Regions from separate parts of the Mus musculus genome. Here region 2 is linked to region 1. Evidence: chromatin loops called from intact Hi-C (ENCODE). Cell type or tissue: heart. All regions are shown on one strand. Links, peaks and the distances in the headings refer to the core of each region. The heading gives the core; the rest is flanking DNA. Region 1 overlaps Itgb5 (integrin beta 5). Region 2 holds the start of Itgb5 (integrin beta 5).

Region 1 (11,419 bases), core at 3,509-8,508:
ATCACAAAATCAAAAGGGGGCGGGGGCAGGGGGGGGACTTGACAAAACGCCAGTGAAGACCAAAGGCCTGCTGTGGGCAGGAGTGGCTACCTAAGAGGGGTCAGTTTTACAGTCATGTAACTTTTGTCCAATAAGCAGCTACCTATCTCTTATTGTGTGCCAGATCCCCTGGGTGGTTGCAGATCTACCAAAAGCTTATTCCAGCTCTTAAAGATACTCAGTTTAAATAAAAACAGCAGCTTTAACTTATCATAACAGTGTTAATGCAGGCAAATACAATATTAATGGAAGCCAGGGAGCAGAGGAGGAAGGAGAGAATGGAGGAGGGAGGAGGAGGAGGAAGATAAGAGATGTGTAGGCTTTCTACCTGTACCCCTCTTCTGGAAATAATGACTCTAAGACTTATTTATGAATAAATGCCCAGGCCATAAGCTTGGGTTGTTCCCACTAGCACATAACCCGATTATCCCTGTTTAAACTAGTCTAGGTCCGCATAAGGCCAGTTACCTTTCCTCAGTTTCATGCATTCGTCTCCCTCAGAGTCCAGGGAGAATCTACCTGCCTCTGACTCTTTCCCAGAATCCTCTCGCTCTCTCTGCTGGATGTCCCATCTTCTATTTCCTGCCTTTTGCTAATAGGCTTTTTATTGACAGGTGATGCTTCCACGCAGTATACAAGATAATCCTCTATAAAAATGAGGAGGAGGAGGAGGAGGAGGAGGAGGAGGAGGAGGAGGAGGAGGAGGAGGAGGGAGATGCCGAGGAGGAAGAGAGCTGAGGTGGAGAAAGGCCTTCCAGTTTGCATGGAACTCAAGCTGCTCTGGAAGGATGAGGAGAACACTTTGAGGAAACAGAAGAAACAGGGAGGGAGGAAGCAGAAAAGGAAGCATTGACAGGAAGACGGGAAAGGAGCACAGCCGAGATCCCCACAACCAGGAGCTGGTGCTCCCTCATAGCTACACCGGGACAAGCTGCTCACGGTACCAGAGCTGGGATAGGAAGAGGCCACAGAGAAGTTCTCTATGGTAGGTTCTGATTTTTGCTCTGTTGGCTCTCACCTTCTGAATGTGTATTGCACACTTACAGAGAGTGAATGCCACACTACATAAATTATCCCTCAATAAGCCAGACTTTTTAAAAAAAACTCCAACTCTGAGTAGTTATCTGTCAACTCCATGAATCTATTTCAGGGGACTCCAGCCAAAAGAGTGCCATGAAATTATGCATGACCACATTTTATCAGTAGTAAGAAAAGACAAAAAGATGTGGTTATGTGTGGGTACAGGGAAGTAAACTGACTGATGTTCATAAAAAGTCTGAAGTGAAGCCGGGCGTGGTGGCGCACGCCTTTAATCCCAGTACTCGGGAGGCAGAGGCAGGCGGATTTCTGAGTTCGAGGCCAGCCTGGTCTACAAAGTGAGTTCCAGGACAGCCAGGGCTATACAGAGAAACCCTGTCTTGAAAAAACAAAAACAAACAAACAAACAAACAAGTCTGAAGTGATGGGCAACCAATATACACAGTGGGAACAAAGAAGCAGGGAATTTGTAGTATGATTATAAACCGCATAAGAAATAGAGTTCTATTTTAAAACAACAAGAAATATTAAGATAACGTATGGCATAATGTGTTTGGAGTTGGATTATGGGTGATCACTTCTTTTTCCTATTATTTTTCAAACTATAAGCAGTGCTTCTGCCACACTGGGCTTTGAATGTTGTTATTTGCTTTCTTTGGGCTCCATTTTCTTTGGCAGTTTCTCTGTGGTCTCGTGGAAACAGAAACAGATGAGGGCTTAGGTTAGCAAGGAGCCAGACAATGTGGAACTTGAGTGTTTTAAGATGGAGTTCTCCTGCTATTTCTATCCCCCTGTGTAACCTTGACCAATTTATGTGTCACCTCAAAAGCTTTTTTCCCCTTTTCTGTATAACAGACATAAAAATACGTCACTTTTATTGAACACATCCACAATTCTATGAGCCCCTCCCTGCTTCAACCAATCTCTGTAAAATAGGCTAGACACTGCCATCCCATAGCTGAACAAACTGGCACCCAGAGAGATTAAACTGACCAGTCTACTCTACCATCAAGGCATACTGAGACAGATTCACTCACAAAATTAAATCACCCAGTCATACAGGGAGAGAAAGCTCTGTGTGCACAGGAAAGGCGATAACTCAGAAAACCCCCAGTACAACACTGTGTGTGACATGTGACTGCCAGATCCAAACCTCGACGCTTGCTGAAAGGAGGGAGCGTCCACAGCAGACACTGCTCCACAGAATGGGAGGAACTCAATTTCCTATTAACTGGGCTCAGGATCAGTAAGTGGTGTCAATGGCCTTGGCCCAGAGTCGGGTTGCAGGATGGGTCAGGACACAGACAAATTATCCGCCCAGGCTTTCAGCTTGGAGATGTCACATGGTGACTCCAGAGTATTTATATTCAAAATAAACTGCCTGCTGTCTGATTGCGATTTCAGTTTGGTATTCCACATTTAGGACAAAGAACAAAACTAAGCAATGGGATCCTTCTTCTTCTTCCTCTTCCTCTTCCCCCTCCCCCTCCCCCTCCTCCTGGACTCACTTTATAGACCAGGTTAGCCTCGAACTCACAGAGATCCACCTGCCCCTATCTCCTGAGTTCTGGGATTAAAGGCATGTGCTACCACACCCGGTTTATTTTTCATTTTAAAGGAAGTTGCTACCAGACAGTGGTGGCACACACCTTTAACCCCAGCACTTAGGAGGCAGACGGATTTCTGAGTTTGAGGCCAGCCTGGTCTACAGAGTGAATTCTAGGACAGCCAGGGCTACACAGAGAAACTCTGTCTTGAAAAACAAACAAACAAACAAACAAACAAACAAAGGAAGTTGCTGAAGTATGATACAGACCATCCATGAGAGCCATAGTCCAGTATCTTTGGAAGAGATGAATCTAAATTCAAGTCTTCGCTTTGTTCTAACTGTGGAGCCCAATAAAAGCCCCCATTTCTTTCAGCTTTTGGAAATTGGAACTAAAGCTGACAGGACTGGTGCTGGGCCTTTATACACAGTATATTTGGAAATACTTGGCACATCAAGGAAACTATAATGAGACTCTAAACTTCTATGCAAGGGCCAGGATTAACCAGTTTACCTTTCTCCCCCTTTTACTGCTTGGTAGTAAGGTCACACAAGTGTCACACAAGGGACTATGAATTACTCCATAGCTGCACACATGTTAAAATGGACAAAGTTAAGTTGAACACATGGCACACACCTGTAATCCTGGCATTTAGGATACTGAGGCAAGCTCATGAATTTGAGGTCAGCCTAGGCTAAGTGAATCTGAGGTCAGCCTGGACTACATAGTGAGACTCTGGGTAGTGGTTTAAGTGAGAAATGGTTCCAGAGGCTCAGGTATTGGAATATTGGGTCCCTATTTGGTAGTACTGTTTGGAGAGGTCCTAGAACTTTTAGGATGTGCAGCCTTTGAGAGGAAGTACATTCCCGGGGAGTGTTTAAAGCTTCTCCCTGCTTCCTGTGTGACAAGATGTGAACAGCCAGCTTCTGGTTTCAGTTGCCTACTGCCCTGCCTCCCTGACCACAATGGTGTGTCTGTCTGTCTGTCTGTGTCTGTGTCTGTGTCTGTGTCTGTCTCTGTCTCTGTCTCTCTCTCTCTCTGGAACAGTAAGTCTCTGTCTCTGTCTCTGTCTCTCTCTCTCTCTCTCTCTGGAACAGTAAGGCCAAATATACCTTAAGCTGCTTTTGGTCACAGTGTTTTATCACAGCAAGAGAAAAGCAAACAATACAGCTGGTCTCTGAGCAAAGACCAGAAACACTGAAGAGGATGTGTGGGGCCCAGACCACCACAGCACTGCTGTACAGTTAAAACACGATACCAATGCCCTGCAGAAGTGCTGGCAATTTCTTACCAAGTTAAACACTTATGGTAAGACCAACTAACCCACTCCAGGTATCAACCCAAAAGAAACAGAAGCAAATATCCATTAAAAAGAACAAGCACACTGGCATTCATAGCGATTCCTAAGGATAGACAATAACTGAAAATAACCATAGCTGGTGAACGGCCAGATAAATGGCTGAACAACTTTGCAGTGGACTAGCACTAAGCCACAAAGGGAATGAGTAGATACATTTACAAGCAAGAAGGAATCTGAGAATAACTGTGCAGGGTCAAACAGGCCAGCCAAAAGAAATAAACAAGTAAATGAATGAATGAATGAATGAATGCACTGAGTATATACAATTTTTGCAAATAGATCTTATGTGTAGTGACAGCCAATGTGTGGTTGCCTGGGGGAGATGCAGGAAGGAGAAGTGACAGGCCCACACTTACTCACACGCGTAAATGATATGTTCTTTAGCTTTGTTGACTGGGGTGGGGGACTTGCATGCCTGCCAAGCACCTACATGGAGGCAAAGGACAATTTGTGAGAGTTGGTTCTCTCCTTCTGAAAGATCCTGGCAGAATGTAAAAGGACACAGAAGCCCTGAAATTGGCAAGATAGACGTCAGTGTTAGCAGAACTAGCTTCACTGATTTAGAAACATAGAGGTGCACAATGCTCTGGCCACTCCTTGAACCTGTGTGTGTCTGCCAATGTTCTGACCAGGTGTGTGCCCATTGCTGCACCTCATTAGACTCTTTCCTTGTACCCCTCCCATACCCATTTCTTGAGAATAGACATTGTTTAGATCTGGAAATCCCCTAATCTCCCCCTTCTCCTTTCCCCCCTGAGGGCCTATAAAAACTGTGACCTCTTTCCCCTCGAGGACGACTCCTCTACCCCTGAGTGGGATATGAGTCGTCCCCAGAGCTCTGGCTTTCCCCGAATAAAGCCTCATGTGGTTTGCAACAAGCTTGGTCTGTCGTGAGTTCTTGGGTGTCCGCTATTGTCCTGAGGCCTGAGCGAGGGGCTCCTCTCAGAGTCTTTCATTTCCATCATGTAAGTGAGACCTAGGCATCGAACTCGGGCTGTCAGGCTTGGCGGCAAGCATCTTGCCTGGATGAACTCTCATAATCTGGATATTATCTTGGTTTGATGATGGTTTCTTATGTAAATATACTCTTCACGTCAAATTTTTCAAGTGGGGGCTAAGCATGCTGGAACGTAATCCTAGCACTCAGAAGGCTGAAGCAAGAGGTCTGAAGTCAGCCCGAGCTACACGTATGCGACTGTTTCAAAAACCAAGGTAAAAAGAAAAAGTGTGTCAAACCATATGCTTTCAATGTGTGGCTTATGTATATAACTAGACTTCAGGGATGGATCATTTTAAACAAGGCTTGTTTTGCTCAGAGTGCAGTGTTCAAAAACAATGCATTCCAAGGGCATGCCGGTGGCCGGGAGTGGACTAGGAATGTCACCCATCAACGCTTTTCCTTGGCAGCAGTTGCCTGCTTGAGGTCAGGTGCTGGTAGAGCTGGAACCAGCCCCACATCTGCTTTATCTTGCCTGTGTGACCCTGAGAGAGGTTTTTTTTGTTTTGTTTTGTTTTTGTTTTTGTTTTTGTCAACATCAGCTTCCTCGTCTATAAAGGACAGATAACGGCTACTGATAAAACAGCTGTTGAAAGGCTTAACTGACATGACACACAGGGCAGCAGCCATGTACCTGCAGCGTGGTAAAGAGGCAGTAATTGGTACTCATCAACACCACCACTATCGCTGTGGAGCCAAAACCTCCCACCTGCGTCTCTAACTCATAACCCCCCCACCTTCTCTTCAGAGCAGAGCACTGCGCACACATTTCTCCTTTTCGCTATTTGCATCTTCTAATTTTTACGTTGAGTGCTCTTTCTTAAAAAGATTTCCTAAAGGGTCCATGTTTTTTGGCTAAACCTTTCTCTGTAGTCCCCAGTTGAGTAAAATCAAACGGTAAACAAAACATGTAAACAAAACTGAGGTCATTAAATAGACCAAGGTCAGCCCTCCCTCGGGATGAAAATGTCAAGGGTGGGCGGAGCGGAAGCACGCTGGACTCCAGCAAGAATCCTGGCACGGGGCCAGGACTGCGGTTCACTTGGCTTCTCCATCTGCTGGTTAGATCTGTATCCAATTCACTGCCGGCCCACTTCCAACTTCCACCCTCTCAACTCCACATTCAATTTGGGTGACCTTGCGTCTTTGGTCACCGAACGGCCCCCTCCTCACCTGGTTCCTAAGATGAACCACAGCTCCAGAAGAATGTCCGTTAGCCAGTGCTCTCTTCTCTCTCCTAAACCTCAAGCCTCCAGCCTCTGATGTCACTGTCCCCAAGGAGGGTGGGCTCCTCCCTCCTTGAGAAAACACAGCCCCGTAAATCCCACCCTCTCTGGGAAATGTCCCATCAGTCATTCCTTCCCACATGCCTAAAAATATACTCATAGCCCAGTGATCATAACCCTTTCGTGATCCAGCTTCTCCAGTGGCCTCTGTTGCCTCATCTCTCTTAAATGTCGCCTGCTCACCACTCAGTTCCCCATAATCTGACCTCTCTCAGCACCCATAAAAAGGGGAAGGGATTGAGAGTGGGAGACCAGTCCTTCCCAGCCTGAGAAAATAAATAAAAGCTGGCTTACTCCCCAGGGCCAGACAGATGTGCTTGCTAATTTATCTCCAGCAGCTGGCCCCAGAAAGCCTAGGCCTGGGAGAAATGACTGGCTTCTCTATTTTGAGGACATGGGCTAGAGACACAGACACAGGTCTCTAGCCTGGGGTACAATCTGGTGGATGGAAGGAGTCACTTAGAGGCTACAATGTCTGACAAGGAAAGTGGTCCCTCAAAGCAGACAGAGAATATCCGTTCCACCCTCCTGTTCTTGGCTCTCCTGAGGAACTCCCCGGCTCAACAGTAAAGGCTGCACCTGCAAACCAACCAGAGGCATGCACAGAGGGAGCCGAAGAGACACCAGTTCAAAGCAAGCTGTGCTTAGCAAATAAACTGAGTGTGTGCGGGAGAGGTCACGGTCATGGTCAACTGGAGCTTACGGATGAGAACCGTAGGGGACAGGCTCAAGGCAGCTACTGCAAGGCTAAATCACCACCAGGCAGTGACTGGGTGGAAAAGCAGACTGGAAGGCTGGAGTACAATGTAGCTCAGCGGCAGATCACCCACCTACATACAAACACGGGGCCCTAGATCCAATCCAAAGTACCAAAGAGGTGGGGGTAGGAAGAAAGGGGAGGGAGGAGAGTGAAGGGGAGATAGGGAGAAAACAGTTTCTTTCCTTTTCTGGTTTGATTTTTTTTTTTTGGAGACAGAGTCTAGTCTCACTGTATAGACCCTAGCTATCCTGGAACTCTTTCTGTAGACCTCAAACTCAGAGATTTGCCAGCCTCTGCCTCCCAAGAACTGAAATTAAAGGCATGGGCCACTACACCTAAGAAAGATGGCTTCTATGAGCTGAGGGAAGAGTTCAGTGGCAGAATAGAGCCTAACACGCACCTAACAGGCCCTGGGTTCAATGTCAGCAACAGAAGAGACACAACAGTGGGGCCAGCAAATGCCTGTTATCCCAGCGCTTGAGAAGCTAAGGCAGGAGGGCTACGCAACCAACCTGGGCTATGTAACAAGACCTCATCTCAAATAAACCAAACTAACTTGGGGGTAACTAGACAGCCTGCAGACCTGATTGGGCCCTGACACAGTCTATGCCAAGTGCATCTTCCAATGGGCTCACAGGAAGACAAAGCTTCCCCAGACCCGTTTTTGTGATAACGTATTCACATGTGGGGGGTAAGGGGCCACAAAGCACATGGTAAACCAGAGGGACATACTCAAGGATGCGTATTTACTGAAATACATAAGAACCCCAGTGAGTCTCAGCCAGCCTCCCTCTGGGGCAGGAATCTTTTTCCTGGCATCTGCCAATGGGCTCAGGGCCCACACCCACTTACTGCCTCCTCGGGCAGCTGCTCTGGTGCGGAGCAACAATCCTTGTTAGATATTCTTCCTTGGGGCTGGTGAGATGGCTCAGTGGTTAAGAACGCCGACTGCTCTTCCAAAGGTCCTGAGTTCAAATCCCAGCAACCACATGGTGGTTCACAACCATCTATAACGAAATCTGACGCCCTCTTCTGGAGTGTCTGAAGACAGCTAAAGTGTACTTACATATAGATATTCTTCTTACCAGGAGCCCTGGGACTCCATACTCCTTCCCTGTGTCTACGCACAGGAGTCCTCTCCAGGTAGAAGGGCCCTTCCCCTCCTCTATGATAGGTGAAGTCAGCTAACATGCTTCCCACAGTATCTCCCCTCAGAGGAGGAGACTGTTCCTGTGCCTAGCACCCTCCCTCTATCCATCTCTGCTCTCTTTCTAGCGACATTTTTTAAAAGTTTTTACTTTATAAGTATGTGTGTCTCCCTGAAGGTATCTATGCGTATCTCACGTATACAGGTGCCTGCAGAGGTCAGAAGAGGGAGCCAGATCCCCTGGAACTAGAGTTACAGACAGTTGTGAGCCTGAGGGGTGGGGCGTGAAAGGACCAAGCCAGCCTTTTGGGGGGGGGGGGGAGGATGGGAGGGCCATCCCTGACCACTGGCTCCTAAATGGCCAGTACGTCCAGCTGCGCCTCAGATCTTGTTCTCTCATTGTCTTCCAAGTAGAATTATGTTCACAGAGCCAGACCTGTGGCCACCTCAACCTTGAGCCCCTCACGACACCTCGCGTGGGGCACATGCACACGGTAAGCGCTCAATAAACTTTCAGATTGACAACAGAACACTGTCTATGAACCTTTCCAGAAGGCTCTGAGAGGAGGAGGGAGCAGGTGCTGGGGAGGAGGGAGGGAGGGAAGAAAGAGAGGCAGGTGGCCTCTTTGGACAGTGACAGACTCTTTCAACACGGCCCACGAGGGAAATCAAGCTTTAACTGTGGGATTGGCTTCCCGAATGACCAACCACACAGACATTCAGGCCTGTTTCCATCACTCTGTAACAATAAACATGGTCTCCTTAGGAGTTTGTTTTTCCTGCTTCTAATCATACTTCACAAGAAGATACGCTTGGGAAAAAAACTCTGCCTTGTGGTTACATTCAGTGAAACCACAGTATAGGATTTCGTTCCCTGAGGAACGGAGCTGCCTGTGACTCAGGTCCCAAACAGCCACCTCAAGCCCAAACCCCCAAAAGCACAGGGGATGTCTCGGGTATGGGCTTCTAGCAGGGTCCAAGCTGAACGGAAGGAACTAACTGTAGGATGTAGAATAAGCCAGACAGATTTTTCCATTTTGGGGACTAAGGATGTAGCTCAGTGGTAGAGCCCTTGTCTGAGCTATCAACATCCCTGATTTCATTTCTAGTACTATAGAAAGTGAATAAATGATGCAGAGGAAAGATACCAATACACAAATATCAATAACGTCATATGGGTCATTAATAAACAGGATGTTTCATTTACCCCTAATTAGATCCCCAAACTCAAAATCCCTGAGTGGCTGACTGGGTGTGGTGGTACAGGCCTTTAATGGCAGCACTCAAGAGGCAGAGTAGGTAGACCTCTGTGAATACATATTATGCCTGCGGTACATAAGAGTTCCAGGACAGCCAGGGAAACCTGTCTTTAAAAAAAAAAACAAAACTACAGAACCCCAAGGATAGGGGCCTTCTCCTAGTTTCTATACTTTTCTCTCCACTGGAACTGCTACCAAGCTGAGAGCACTGCAGTACACAGCACTAAGGGCTCCACTCTGAAGGTGCATGTATCACATTCTGGAGGCCATGAAGGCACCAGAGCATGGTGGGAAGATGGACAGACGAGGAGCACAATGTGTGACAGAGACCCTTCCTAGGTGCTGGGGACACACAGGTATGACAACAACAACACCTCTAGTGTCTCAATAAGGAGACATGCCATTCAAGCAATGGACAAAATAAAAAGTGATAGCTGGGATAGGAATGACCAAGTACTTAGGAGACCCTGACCCACCCAGTGAGGGTGATCAGTCAGGGAGTATGGACAGCCATTTAAGCTGACTTCTGCAACACAAGCAAGCCAGGTTAGACATGCAAAGAAAGGAGTTCAAAGGTCTGGGACTGTCACTCAGTGTGAGACAGCATGTTGCAGGTCCAAGGCTCAAATTCCTGTCTTCCAGATCTGAACCACCCCCCACCACCACCACACACATACACAGATACACAGATACACACACACACACACACACACACACAGATGTTTAAAAACAGGTTTAGGGAGGGATGATATGTGAGCTCGAGGCTCTGGGGATGGGGAAGGTGCCACGTACAACACTGTAACGGGAAGAGGACAGTTCCTTGTTTGCAAACATCAGGACCTCCATAGTGTAAAATGCACAGTGGGTGAAGTGTATCAGCAATGGCCCACTGTCTGGAACAAACACACCTCCCTGATGTGGGATGGCAAGATGCAGGAGGCTGGAGGAGGGGGTGGAAAGTGCTTGCTGCAATGAATTCTATTAAGAAAGAAAAGGGCCAGGCGATGGTGGTGCACACCTTTAATCCCAACACTTGGGAGGCAGAGGCAGGCAGATTTCTGAGTTCGAGGCCAGCCTGGTCTACAGAGTGAGTTCCAGGACAGCCAGGGCTACACAGAGAAACCCTGTCTCAAAAACCAAAAAAAAAAAAAAAAAAAAAAGAAAAAGAAAAAGAAAAAGAAAAAGAAACCATATGAAAGAAAGAAAGAAAGAGAGAGAGAGAGAGAGAGAGAGAAAGAAAGAAAGAAAGAAGAAAAAAAATGAAGGGAAGGAAAAGGAGTGAAGAGCAGGAAAAGCAGCCCAGGTGTGCAAGAGTCCAGCCAGGTAAGTGAAGCTACTGTGGTTGGAACACAGAGGCCCTGATGGGGCCCAGGAAAATGACACACTGGCCATTATATAAGTAAAGCCTTTAAAAAAAAAAAAAAAAGCTGGCCTTACCTTGTGACACAGGCCTTTAATCCCAGCTCCTGAGAGGCAGAGGGGTTGGGGTGGGGCGGGGGCGGGGACAGGGGAGATGGCTCAACTTGTAAAAACACTAGCTACAGAAGCCTGGCAACCTGAATTTGACCCAGAACCCAAGTAAAAAACCTGACACGGGAGTTGGGGGTTCAGGGGTTCGCATCTGTAATTTCAGTACTCCTAAGGCCAGATGGGAGGCAGAAGCAGCAGAATCACTCCTTGGCTTCTTTGAGCCTGCCTGATTTCTTATAGACCTTAGACTTGTGTCAGTTTTCCAAGCCTTGTTTCCAAAGCTTGCTGGCCAGTTAGCCTGGCGCACACAGCATAGGAACAGAGAGATAAAGAGAGAGACAGAGACAGAGACAGACAGAGATTGAGAAATCCGATACTTTAATAGTTTCCTGAAGACACCGATGCATAGTTAGAGTAAACAGAGTTGGAGTCTGGAAACCTCAGCGCTGAGGCCACACTCACTGCCCCACCCACTCCTCGTCCTACTCCGAGGTCAAGGGTGCTTCCTGTTTGGTA
Region 2 (11,419 bases), core at 3,919-8,918, 62 kb after region 1:
CACTGGCCCAGCCAGCAGCCACATGGCTTCTTGGTTGTTGTCTGCAGACATGCCCCAGCACAGTTTCATCTCTCTAACTTCAAGTCTTGTCCAGGGGTTTATTACAAAATATGATCTAAAGATATGCTCTGCTTCCGAAAGTCATTGACTCAGCTCCTCTCTCATCATACGCAGACAGTCTATGACCGGCCTAGCATTCATCCCACTGTGTGAAGTGCGTTTCCTAACCCAATCCTTCCTCCCTGACCCCTCCAGAGTCAGTAGCTCAAGGCAGCCCCCTGGCCTTAAGTTTCTGCAGGACCCTCTAGATCCCCTTGCTCTAGGCGGCCACTCTCACTTCTGCCTACCCTGAACATCCAAAGTCAGGTAACTATTACTGAAGGAGACAGCCAGCAGTTGTAACTACCTGATCTAAATCATTCCATGGGATAGCAGAAGCGGGTAAAAGCAGGTACCAAATTAGAATGAGTCTACAACTTGAAGGTAGCGAGGCACCCTGGGTGGGGGGGCTTCTCCCCACAACTGAACTATGACCCACACATTTCCAGGAACTACACAGTCACATCTAAAGATGGTACTCCAAAACTAAAGTATGCCCTAGGAAGGTTCTCCCTCAATCAGGGCCATCTTAAGATTGCCTTTCAGAACGTCAGACATCTACCAAACACCTACAATACCATAAGCTTTAAAGATACGACTTACATTTTTTTTGATTGATTGATTGATTGATTGATTGATTTGTTGATGTGTCATAGACCTGGATGATCTCACACTCACTATGTAGCTAAGGCTGGACTTGAATTGCTGATACTAGGAGTACTAGTACATTGTACCTCTCAAGGTGGTGGTGTTCCATTGTTGAAACAGCAATGCATACAATGAGATACTATGCAGCTATAAAAACAGAATGGACACCCCAATATGAAGTTTACCCCAATGTTTAGCTGAGTTAAAAATAAAAAGCAAGTTGCATTAGCATATCTAATGCTGCTTTTGAATGAAAATGGAGGACAGGTCACTGTCACAGAGAAACACTGATGTATAAAGGTTGTACGGAGACCAATTATGGAGGACAGGGGCCATTGGGGGAATAGCCTGGCCTAAATGGGTGCTAAGAAAAGACAGGAGGAGTCTCTCTCCATAACCTGCTTATACATTCAAAAAATTATGTAAGGTGCTCACAGGTACATGAAGAAAACCCAGCCCTGGGAGGCAGAGACAGGCGGCTAGCCAGCTAAGTCAGAGACCCAGTCTCACTATGAAGGAAGTTAAACAGCAGGCAGTAGAAGATACCCAGCATCCTCCTCAGACCTGTCTACATGTGTGCTCATCAGCTGCACACAGAGATACACACACACACAATGTTCACACACGTGTGCATGCATACATCAAAAATTTTTAAAGAAGAAAAGATGTTTCTGATAGTTATTTTAATGATGTGTGGGTCTATGTGTGGTGCCCACACATGCTGGTGCCCTCAGAGGCTAGGGACATCAGATCCCTTGGAGCTGAAGTTACAAGTAGTTGTGAGCCACCTCACAACTGTTAGGAATCAAATTAGGATCCTCTGCAAGAGCAGCATGTGCTCTTAACCCCGGAGCCAGCTCAACTGAGGCAGTCGAAGGCTGGGAGGTAGCTAACTGGGATAGTGCTAGATTCAAGAGGCCCTGGCTTAGGACCCAGCACTGTGTAAATGAAGCGGTTAGCACCCAGGAGGTAGAGGCAGAGGGATGAGCTCTGGACCTAAGGCTCACAGAGAGCTTGAATGAGTTTCTGTCTCAAAAGAGAAAGGAAAAAAGGAGGCAACCAGTTACCCCTCGAATCCTCCTCCCCAAACATAAGATTCCACTCAAGAGGGAAAAAAAAAAATCAATGTCTATAAAACAGGGGCAGTGTCTGTAGAACTGAACAGAACTCTAAACTGTCAAAAGCAACTAAAGCAACCGAGCCATCCCAGCCAAGAGGCACCCAAGAGAGCATGACAGTAATGTGGCACCCCAACGGATCCCCCAACAGGAAAGGGTTAAAAACTCAGGAAGTCTGAGCGGTGTGAACCTTGCCTGGTTAATCAGTGTGTCAGTATGGTTCATCCACCTCGACAACCACACCACACTAACTAACTAACTAACTAACTAAAGTAAGATGCTGATAACAGGGAAACTGGGTGTGAAGATCTAAAACTTCCAGATTCTTTGAGGTTTTAAAGCTATGGGAAGAAAAGGTCAATTGAGTACGAAAAACAAACAAACAAACAAACAAAAGACGTTGAGCACATCGCCCAGCCTCCCCAGAGCACACAGTTCAGAGATTGAAGCAACCGGCTTTTATCAGGGATTCCGGCTCCACGAATCTTGACACCTTGCAATGTGGTTGCCCGGCCCCCAGAACGATTCCTCCTAAAAGCAGCTGCCCATACAGGCCCTGACTTCAAAGTGAGGCCTCGGAGGGGGAGGGGCGGCTGAAAGAAAAGAAAACAAGGTGGGACGGTAGTAGGGTAAAACATCGAGGAGGGAAACCAAGAAAGAGGCTACTAGGGACCAGGAGGCTGCTTTGGATGAGAGCGGCTGGGGTCCCTGGCTTGTGCGGGAGTCACCACGTCAAGGCCCGTTAGCAGATACCTAGACAACAGTCCAGACAGACAGCACACCGCCCGCAGGACAATGCGAGGTGGTGAGGGATCAGGGAAGAAGGGCCCGAGGCCACCGGACTTCCAGCAGAACCGGAAGCCTGGTAGGCTCTAGGCAGCTCGATGTGATCAGAGTTGTTCTGACCGGATTACTTTTGAGTGAGGGAGGAGAATAACTAAAGGGACCTGGCTCTACCAGGAACACATCTGAACAACTCTGGCAAAGCTGCTGAAGGGACCAAGTGAAGCTGGCCTCACGCTGCAGGGCTCCGCCTACTGGGTGAGTCAGCCCAAAGCCCTAAGGCCGTGGGGCCAGAGTCTTCCCCCAGCCGACCAAACCCTGCACCCAATCAAAGCAAAATCAAATGGGGGCCTGTGACCCTTTAAAGCAGTGGTTCTCAACCTTCCTAATGCTGCGCCCCTTTAATTCAGCTCCTCATGTTGTGGTGACCCCCCCAACCATAAAATTATTTTTATTGCTACCTCATAAATATAATTTTGCTACTGTTATGAATCGTGATGTAAATACCTGTGTCTTTCAAAGCGCTTGACCAGCCAACTGAAAACACCCGAGGGACCCCCCCCCAGGCCCCCCAGCACACACCCTCTGAAAGCCACCTCATCATTTAAGAACTGCGTAACTACCCCCACATTGCTGATAAAAAAACAAAAACAAAAACAAAAAACCCCACAAACCTCCCAGAATATTTCCATGACCGAGCTGAAAAAGAAAAAGTTGTTACTGGGGCAGGCAGGCACAAGGGGCGATTTGCCAAACTACTTAGATATTTTAATTCTTCGTTGCCTCAGTAGCTAAATAAGCATGGAGAACAAGCGGGGGAGGAATACTAATTAGGACTAATTAGACCCTGCCCTCTTCTGCCTCGTTCTCCTCCGTGAAAAGCCCCCACTGACTAAGGCGGGGGAAGTTAAAATGTAAATCCCAGAAGGTAAACAGTAGCCTATGAACCAAGGCCACCCTTTGCATTTCGGCGTCTGGACCTGGTTACCTAAAGGGAGCTGCAAACCCAGCCAAATTCCAGCAGCCCCAGCCCCAGCCCCACCCCCATCCCGCATCAGCCTACAGCCACGGTGGGCCAGGGACGGGGTGAGGAGGCCCGGGGCTGCCAATTCGAATTCTCTAAATCAACAAAGGGCTCTTGGTATTCGGAGCATACTAATTTGCGGGGCACTCACTAAAAGAACATTTGATTGCTTATAAAATAATAAGCGACAGCAGCAAACATGAGTCCAGCCATGCAGCTGGAGCGAGACCAGACTCCTCCCTCTGTTTTAGAACGGAAGTGGGTATGGGGAGGCCTCCCCAGCGCAGCCCTTCCCTGGTTTGAGGAGAGGAGCTTGTGTGTCAGGTTCTAGCCTGGAATAATTAAAGAGATGACGGCTGGTGGGGCTAAGGGTGGAGCAACACTACAATGGCTTATTTACAATAAGCCCCTCAAACTTAGGGCCTGTTCCTTGCTGGGTTCATTGACAAGTCTAGGAACCCCCATATGGGCACCATACTTCACACTACGATTTCTTTCCTAAGGTAACTTTTATTTTCCTTTCAAACTATGTTCCCGTTAGCAAGTGAGAAATGAACTGGAGAAGGGTCTTGTCATCTTTCAAGACCGAAAGAGGAGGGGGTGGAGGGGACAAGAGGAGAAGGAAAATGAAGGTAACTCAGCCACACTGGGAAGCTAAGTCAAATTACCCAAACGAGCCACTCCTTCTGATCTTGCAAAGCACCTAGCACCCTGAGAAGGAGGCGGCCTAGTCCGGAGGCTGGAAACAGGTTTATTCCATTTTACTGACTTTAGGGGCTGGCAGCAGCAGCAAGGGGTGGTAAAAGACAAGCCTGTGACCACAGCACAGTGGACAGAACTAACTCTGAAGACCCTGAAAGCAAACCACTCAGGCTCCAAAATAGGGTACAAAAGATGAAACAGCCCTGGGCCTAGGCTGGCCACTCCCACCCTGAGACAAGAGAAAACACTAAATGGCCCTCCTCGGGAATGAACAGTCTGTTCGGAGGCACCGGAACTTTCAAAAAGGAGAAATCACATGCAGATAAAAAAAAAAAAAAAAAACTAATGAGGGCCGGTCGTGGTGGCGCACGCCTTTAATCCCAGCACTCGGGAGGCAGAGGCAGGCAGATTTCTGAGTTCGAGACCAGCCTGGTCTACAAAGTGAGGTCCAGGACAGCCAGGGCTATATAGAGAAACCCTGTCTTGAAAAACAAAAACAAAAACCCTAATGATTCTAATAATATGAAGGACACCTGAGGGATGGGGCACTCCTTTAATGCCAAAGTGTGGGAGGGACAGGTAAAGGGATCTCTGGAAATTCAAGGCCAACTGGCCTACATAGTGAGTTACAGGCCAGATGGGGATATATTATTATTATTATTATTATTATTATTATTATTATTATTATTATTATACCCAGCCATAGAACCATTGACAGTAGCTGGGAGGGAAGTTTTCTCTAAGAGTGTAGCCCTTCCTAAGTAGAGAAGGCTCAAATCAAGGACCGCACCATTGTGCTTTTTTTTTTTAATATGGACAGAGTTGGGGTCATAGGGAAGGGAGATGGATCTGGGAAGAGTCAGGGGAGGGGACATAAGTAAGATAAAAACAGGTTTTTGGGAAACTCAACTAATAAGGATTAAAATTTTTGCAATGGGAAATGTTGGAGTTTTCATTCGAATCAGAGGGCTAATCGGAAAGAAACTAGAGCCATCCCAAAGTTGAATTTCGAAGACTGCTAACAGAAAAAAGAAAGAAAGAAAGAAAGAAAGAAAGAAAGAAAGAAAGAAAGAAACTAAGGTAAGGTTGCTGAGTGTTTATTCTGACAAAAATGTTAAAAACACCATCACACACACACAAGATAAAGTTTTAGTTTGGTTATAAAGAATATAACTTCAAACTAAAACTCTGTCCTAAAGAAGTGAGGTCAGTCGACAAGGATATATTCCAGAGGATGGTGATTCAAGCTACATCTCTTTGCGTTTCCCTGGGGACTCTTTGGAACACGAAAGATGTGGACACTGGTTGCCAGATTTGAGGGAGGGGTGGGTGGGACCCACTGATCTACTTATTTTCCCAGAAAAGCAGCCTTGCTACGCTATTAAGTTTGTACTGGGGCCTCAGCGACATTTTTTGGTTTCCTCAACTCCCTCCTTGCTCTCAGATGGAAACCTCAACCTCCTTCATGTAAATGAGACGGGTAGGGGTAACAGAGTTCTCCCCTCAAGCAGCCAGGCAACCACTGGGCTCAGAGAGGCAAACAAGTACCTCGGGCTTGAAAGTGAATAGCGCACTCTTAATCAATACACAATTACTTCCGACAGGAAGAGGAAAGTTCGGAAACTCCTCTTTGAGTGGGTAGGTTTGGAAGAGGTAGGAGCGTCAACTATCATTCTTCCTATAGGGATTTTTTTTTTTAAGACAGGGTCTCATTGTGTAGCATGCTAGGGTTAAAGGCGTGTGCCACCACTGTCCGGTCCCTAAACTTAATTGCCACTCCCAAGTCTGAAAACTGAACGCAGGTAGCTGGGGGCTCCCGCATCAGCGCCAGGGTGCATCCGGCTAAGGTAGCGCCAGCAGCCCCTCCGCAGTCCGGACACAGTGTTTGTGAATCACAGTACCGAACAGTATCAGATGGCGGTGTACCAGGTGGGGCAGCGACTTCGGACTTACAGAGAGTAATGACAACTTTCAATTTAGAGCAAACTTCGAAAGTTGCATTATCCACAGACCTCCGGGATGACTCGGTCGCCACACTTTGGCCCCCACATCACTCCCCGCGGGCCACAAGGGCCGCTTTGTGCAGGCGAGCGAAGAGCTAGGGCCCCAGCACCGGGCCCGGAGGCTTCCCCTCCCAAGTCCCCAGCGCCCTCGGGCTCCGCCACCAGACGCACACTGTTTACACAGGAAGGGAAGGCTCCTCCTCAGCCCGGGAGGGAACCCGCCAGCGCACGCAGATCTGATGCCCGCGCCTCGCCGACCCTTCTGGGAGCGCCCTGGGGTGCACTGCACCCTCGGCTCCCGCAAGCGGCCGCGGGCGAGCAAAAGTTGAGGAGCGCGCGGCGGGGCGGCGCGGCTTACCTGCGAGGCGCGGAACGAGCGCGCAGAGCCCGAGCAGACAGGCGTAGAGGGTCGCGGGCACCCGCGGCATGATGCGCGCCGCTCGGCTGGGGCGCTCGGCGGGGGCGGAGCGGGGCCGAGGCCGGGGACCGCAGCCGCATGCCGGGCGCTGCGCTCCGGCTCACGGCGCCCGCGGCCGGGCTGGTCCGCGCCCGGCCGCCACCATCCTCCTCGCTGGCCCGCTGGGACGCTCGGAGTTGTCGCTGCTCCGGACGCACCCTCGCCGAGTCCCCCGCGCGTCTACTCTCGGAGACCCTTCCCTTTTTCCTCGGCCGCCAGCCCCCACTCTTCTCTGCTTTCTCCTCCCCCCTCTCCTGCGGGCCGCCACTCGGTCAGTTTACGGCTAGGCGGGACGGGGCGGGGCGAGCTCGGGCCGGACCAGCTCCGCCCTGCACCGGGACCCGCCAGCACGCCTAGATCCTGGGTTGCCCAGGTGGCTGTCACAGCTGACCCACTTGTGGGGATCGGGTGTTCGAAACTTCTAGTTAGGGTCTCCCTCCCCGGTCTTGGAGTTGGGAGGGGGCGGGGCGCGCTCCATTAGGCCTGCAGAGATTACTTGGGCCAAAGCAATCTCAGTTTTGACTTCAGGATCGTGGGGCAGTTACGGCTTGGATCTGTCAGGCCATTTCGTCATGCCACAAGCGCATGCCAGGCCAGGCCTCGCCCGAGAATATTCAATCCAGACGCCACGCTTGGGATGGGCAGGGGAGGACACGTGGAACGTGGAAGTTCAGGTGAAGCGGAGGGCACCCTGGTGAGCAGGCACTGTGATAAGTGCTAACATCCCTCCCGTTGTTTAGGTGAGCAAACTGAGCCACCAAGGGTTAATATACTGGAGGAAGCGACTGCTAGCTTTTTCCCTGAAATCCAGATTTAAGTAAGGCAGCCTAACCTTTGCCTATTAAGAACCAGCTGGAGCTGGGCATGGTGGCACACGACTTTACACGGCACTTGGGAGGCAGGGGCAGTCAGATTTCTGAGTTTGAGGCCAGCCTGGTCTACAGAGTGAGTTCCAGGACAGCCAGGGCTACACAGAGAAACCCTGCCTCGAAAAAACCAAAAGAAAAAATAAATAAATAAAAGAAGAAGAAAAAGAAGGAGGAGGAGGAAGAGGAAGAGGAAGAAGAAGAAGAAGAAGCAGCAGAAGCAGCAGCAGCAGCAGCTAGAAGGTCAGGACTTGGCGGTGTAGGTGCAAAAACCTACCTAAGGCGTTTGAATCTTAAAAACTTTGTTGTGTCCACCTTTCAAACTCTTAACTGGGTGGCACTGACAGGAGCCAGTTTGTAGTGTGTGCATAGGGAAAAGTGAACCAATCCAGAGCAAACTTCAAAGTTCATCCTTGGACCATATGCAAATTCGTACTCTGTCCTACATTGCTTTGTTATGACTTAAAAGTCATATTTGGCCGGGTGTGGTGGTGCACGCCTTTAATCCCAGCACTCAGGAGGCAGAGGCAGGCAGATTTCTGAGTTCGAGGCCGGCCTGGTCTACAGAGTGAGTTCCAGGACAGCTAGGGCTACACAGAGAAACCCTGTCTCGAAAAAAAATCATGTTTGCTGCTAACCATTATCCAGTAGAATTCATGCTGCATGCCAAGCGTGGTGGCGCACTCGGGAGGTAAAGGCAGGCAGATTTCTGAGTTCGAGGCCAGCCTGGTCTACAAAGTGAGTTCTAGGACAGTCAGGGCTATCTATACAGAGAAACCCTGCCTCAAAAAACCAAAAGAAAAAAAAAAAAAAAAAAGAATTCATGCTGCAGAAACAGCCCAGGTAGATCTTGGAATTACCTGGCCCTTAGGGCAATAGCCTTGGGGCTATGCTTATCCCAGCTTAGAGGTGGCTACTACATTATGGGAGCTGATCAAAGAGTTTGAACTGGAGTGTTGCTTGGTCTGGCAGGAAAGTGTAGGATGAGCTAGAAGGTGAAATACTGCTTTAAGTACAATGGTGGCTTTCCTATGCCATGCATTCTTTGAGTTCAGGGCCCATAGTATCCCATCTTCTCTGCACTCAAAATGAGCACTTTGTAGCGGCTGAAATATCCTACTTTGTCCCACATCTGGCACGGACCACCATTTATCTAAATTGCACCTGGAAAGTGCTGTGATCCAACTTGCCCTAATTCTTACCAGACCCCTTCTGTCTTATCTGGTGGTTCTCTGGGTCCCCAGCCTGCCCAGACCTGCTGTAAGCAGTCCTGAGCAATCTAAGCTGCATTAAAGCTGGTTTGTTGATGCCTTTTCTAATTCAGAATTTCTGCTTTGTGGTTTGTGTCCCCCTCCCAAGAGTCCTTCATCTAAGTGCTCACAGATAAAAAGTGTCAGTTACACGTGATGATCTATTTGATCTTAAAATGAAACGGACCTGGGTACGAGGGCACACCTTTAATCCCAGCGCTAGGGAGCAGATCTATAAATTTGAGGCTAGGGGGTATACATAATGAATTCCAAGACAACCAGAGCTATGCAGAGAGAACCTGTCTCAAAATCAGGAGAAAACAAAACAAAGGAATGGAATTCTGACACTTACTACAAAATTAAAAACACCCTGTGTGACATGAAATAGACCCAAGGGAACAAATATTATATAATTCTCTCCCTCTGTCTCTCTCTCTCTCTCTCTCTCCCTCTCTCTCTCCCTCCCCCTCTCTCTCTGTGTGTCTGTGTGTGTGTGTGGGATGTGTGTGGGTGCTCTTATCCAGCCCAAGCTGGCCTTGAACTCTCTGTAGCTGAAGACGATGCCATTGAATTCTTGATTCTCTTGCCTGTACCTCCTGAGTGTTAAGATTCCAGATTCCAGGGGTGTGCTGTCATGCCCAGACATTCTACTGTGTAACATGTCTAGAACCAAAAGTGTGATAGAAGGAGGTAAAACAGATGTTACCACAGGCTGACAGGCTGGTGGGAGGAGAGAAGGGGATTTTATTTCTGAGTACAGAGTTTCAAGTTGGAATAATGGGAAAGTTCTAGAAATGGATAGTATTATTGGCACAGAATGGTCCTCTTAAAATGGCCACAATGGTAAATTTTACATTATGTGTTTTTTACCATTAGTTAGGGGGTTGGTGGCGAAAATAAATGGTCTCTCTTCTAGATGATCACGGTTCACATGGCAGCTCACACCTGTCTGAGGTTCTGACAGCCTCTTGAACTCTATAGACATTTGCATGCATACCACACAGGGACATACATGACAACAAAATACCCTTACACTAGAATAAAAATAAGCTAATGTCTCTCTCTCTCTCTCTCTCTCTCTCTCTCTCTCTCTCTCTCCTTCCTTTGGAACAAACAAAGGAGTGGGAATAAAGGGCTGGAGAGATGGCCCAGTGGTTAAGGCCGCGTGCTGCTCTTGCAGAGGATCCAGGTTTGGTTCCCATCACCGACACGGCAGTTAGCAACTGTAACTCAGTACCAGGGAATCCAACATCCTCTTCTGACCTCCACAGGCCCGACATGTATGTGGTGCACAGATATATATGCAGGCGAAACACCAACACATATTGAAAGTTAGCTCTCCAAAGCACACACCCAAAAAAAGATCTTTTTGGACTGGAAAGATGGCTCAGTGGTTAAGAGCACTGACTATTCTTCTGAAAGTCCTGAGTTCAAATCCCTGCAAGCACAGGGTGGCTCACAACCACTGGTAATGAGAACGTACACTCTCTTCTGGTGTGTCTGAAGACAGCAACAGTGTACTTATCTATAATAATAAATACATCTTTGGGCCGGAGTGAGTGGGGGCTGACCAGAGCGCGTGGGGTTGGCCAGCAAGCAGAAGTCCTAAAATTTAATTCCCAACAACCACATGAAGGCCCACAACCATCTGTATAGCTACAGTGCACTCATATACAAGAAATAAATAAATAAATATTTTTAAGAAGAAAGAAAATATTTATTTTATTTATTTAATTTATGTATGTGACTCCACTGTCACTGTCTTCAGACACATCAGAAGAGGGCATCAGATCCCATTACAGATGGTTGTGACCCACCGTATGGTTGCTGGGAATTGACCCTCTGGAAAAGCAGTCAGTGGTCTTAACCCGCTGAGCCATCTCTCCAGCCCCCCTTTTGTTATTTAATTGTCAACAGGCCTTTAACCTAGAGGAAATCTCAGCTGGAGTTTTTATCCAATCTCCCTTGTCCAATCCAACAAAGCAGTCAAAATAGTCATAATTTTTATTTCTCTAGATTTTTTTCTCACAGTGCCTGAAGGGTGCAGACTATTTTCCAGTTACTTCAATAAAAAAGGTAAAATAAATGGAAACAAATATACAGAGAAAGGGAGAAAGCTGATGTCATGTGTCTGTGGGTATTAGGAGGGTTTGAGCCCAGAGCCTCAGGCATGCCAAGTAAGCTCCTCTCCCTGTAGGTATACCAGTATCCTTAGTCTCATGGCCGTCTTGAGTAAGTAGCTGAATCAGTAGACTGACCTTCCACCACTCTCAGAGAACCTCAAAGGATCGGGCCCCCTCAAGCCTTTACTGTGTGAACTCATACAACTCAACAAGTTCAAACATTTATTCATTAGACCCTGGGGCTCAGAGACCTGAGGATAAATAGCAGTGTCAAGGTCCCCTCAGTCCAAGACCCCAATCTTACTGTCTCATAGCGGCCTCCCCTTTGAATGGGATTTCTGATCTT

The links. Peaks named below come from ENCODE experiments on the same cell type or tissue, not always from the same donor. Only the 100,000 strongest peaks of a DNase experiment are listed, where the experiment ranks them.
Region 2: it touches region 1 in a loop (3-fold over the local background); 12 of 42 quality-filtered maps call a loop at or near these places.

The regions. Positions count from the first base shown.
Region 1 is chr16:33,886,785-33,898,203 of GRCm38, reverse strand. The region is part of intron 5 of Itgb5 (integrin beta 5); the gene reads right to left. Among named protein-coding and RNA genes, the nearest start is that of Itgb5, 63 kb to the right of the region's middle. In heart, for the core only: a CTCF peak has its summit at 6,015 (motif pointing left); DNase peaks (open chromatin) are centred at 5,383, 6,253, 6,363 and 6,936; H3K4me3 peaks cover 487 bases; H3K27ac peaks cover 2,224 bases.
Region 2 is chr16:33,825,347-33,836,765 of GRCm38, reverse strand. Itgb5 (integrin beta 5) reads right to left here and starts at 7,101. Exons shown (of 15, transcript NM_001145884.1): 1 at 6,736-7,101. The coding sequence starts at 6,805. In heart, for the core only: a CTCF peak has its summit at 6,536; DNase peaks (open chromatin) are centred at 6,535 and 7,165; H3K4me3 peaks cover 2,761 bases; H3K27ac peaks cover 2,691 bases.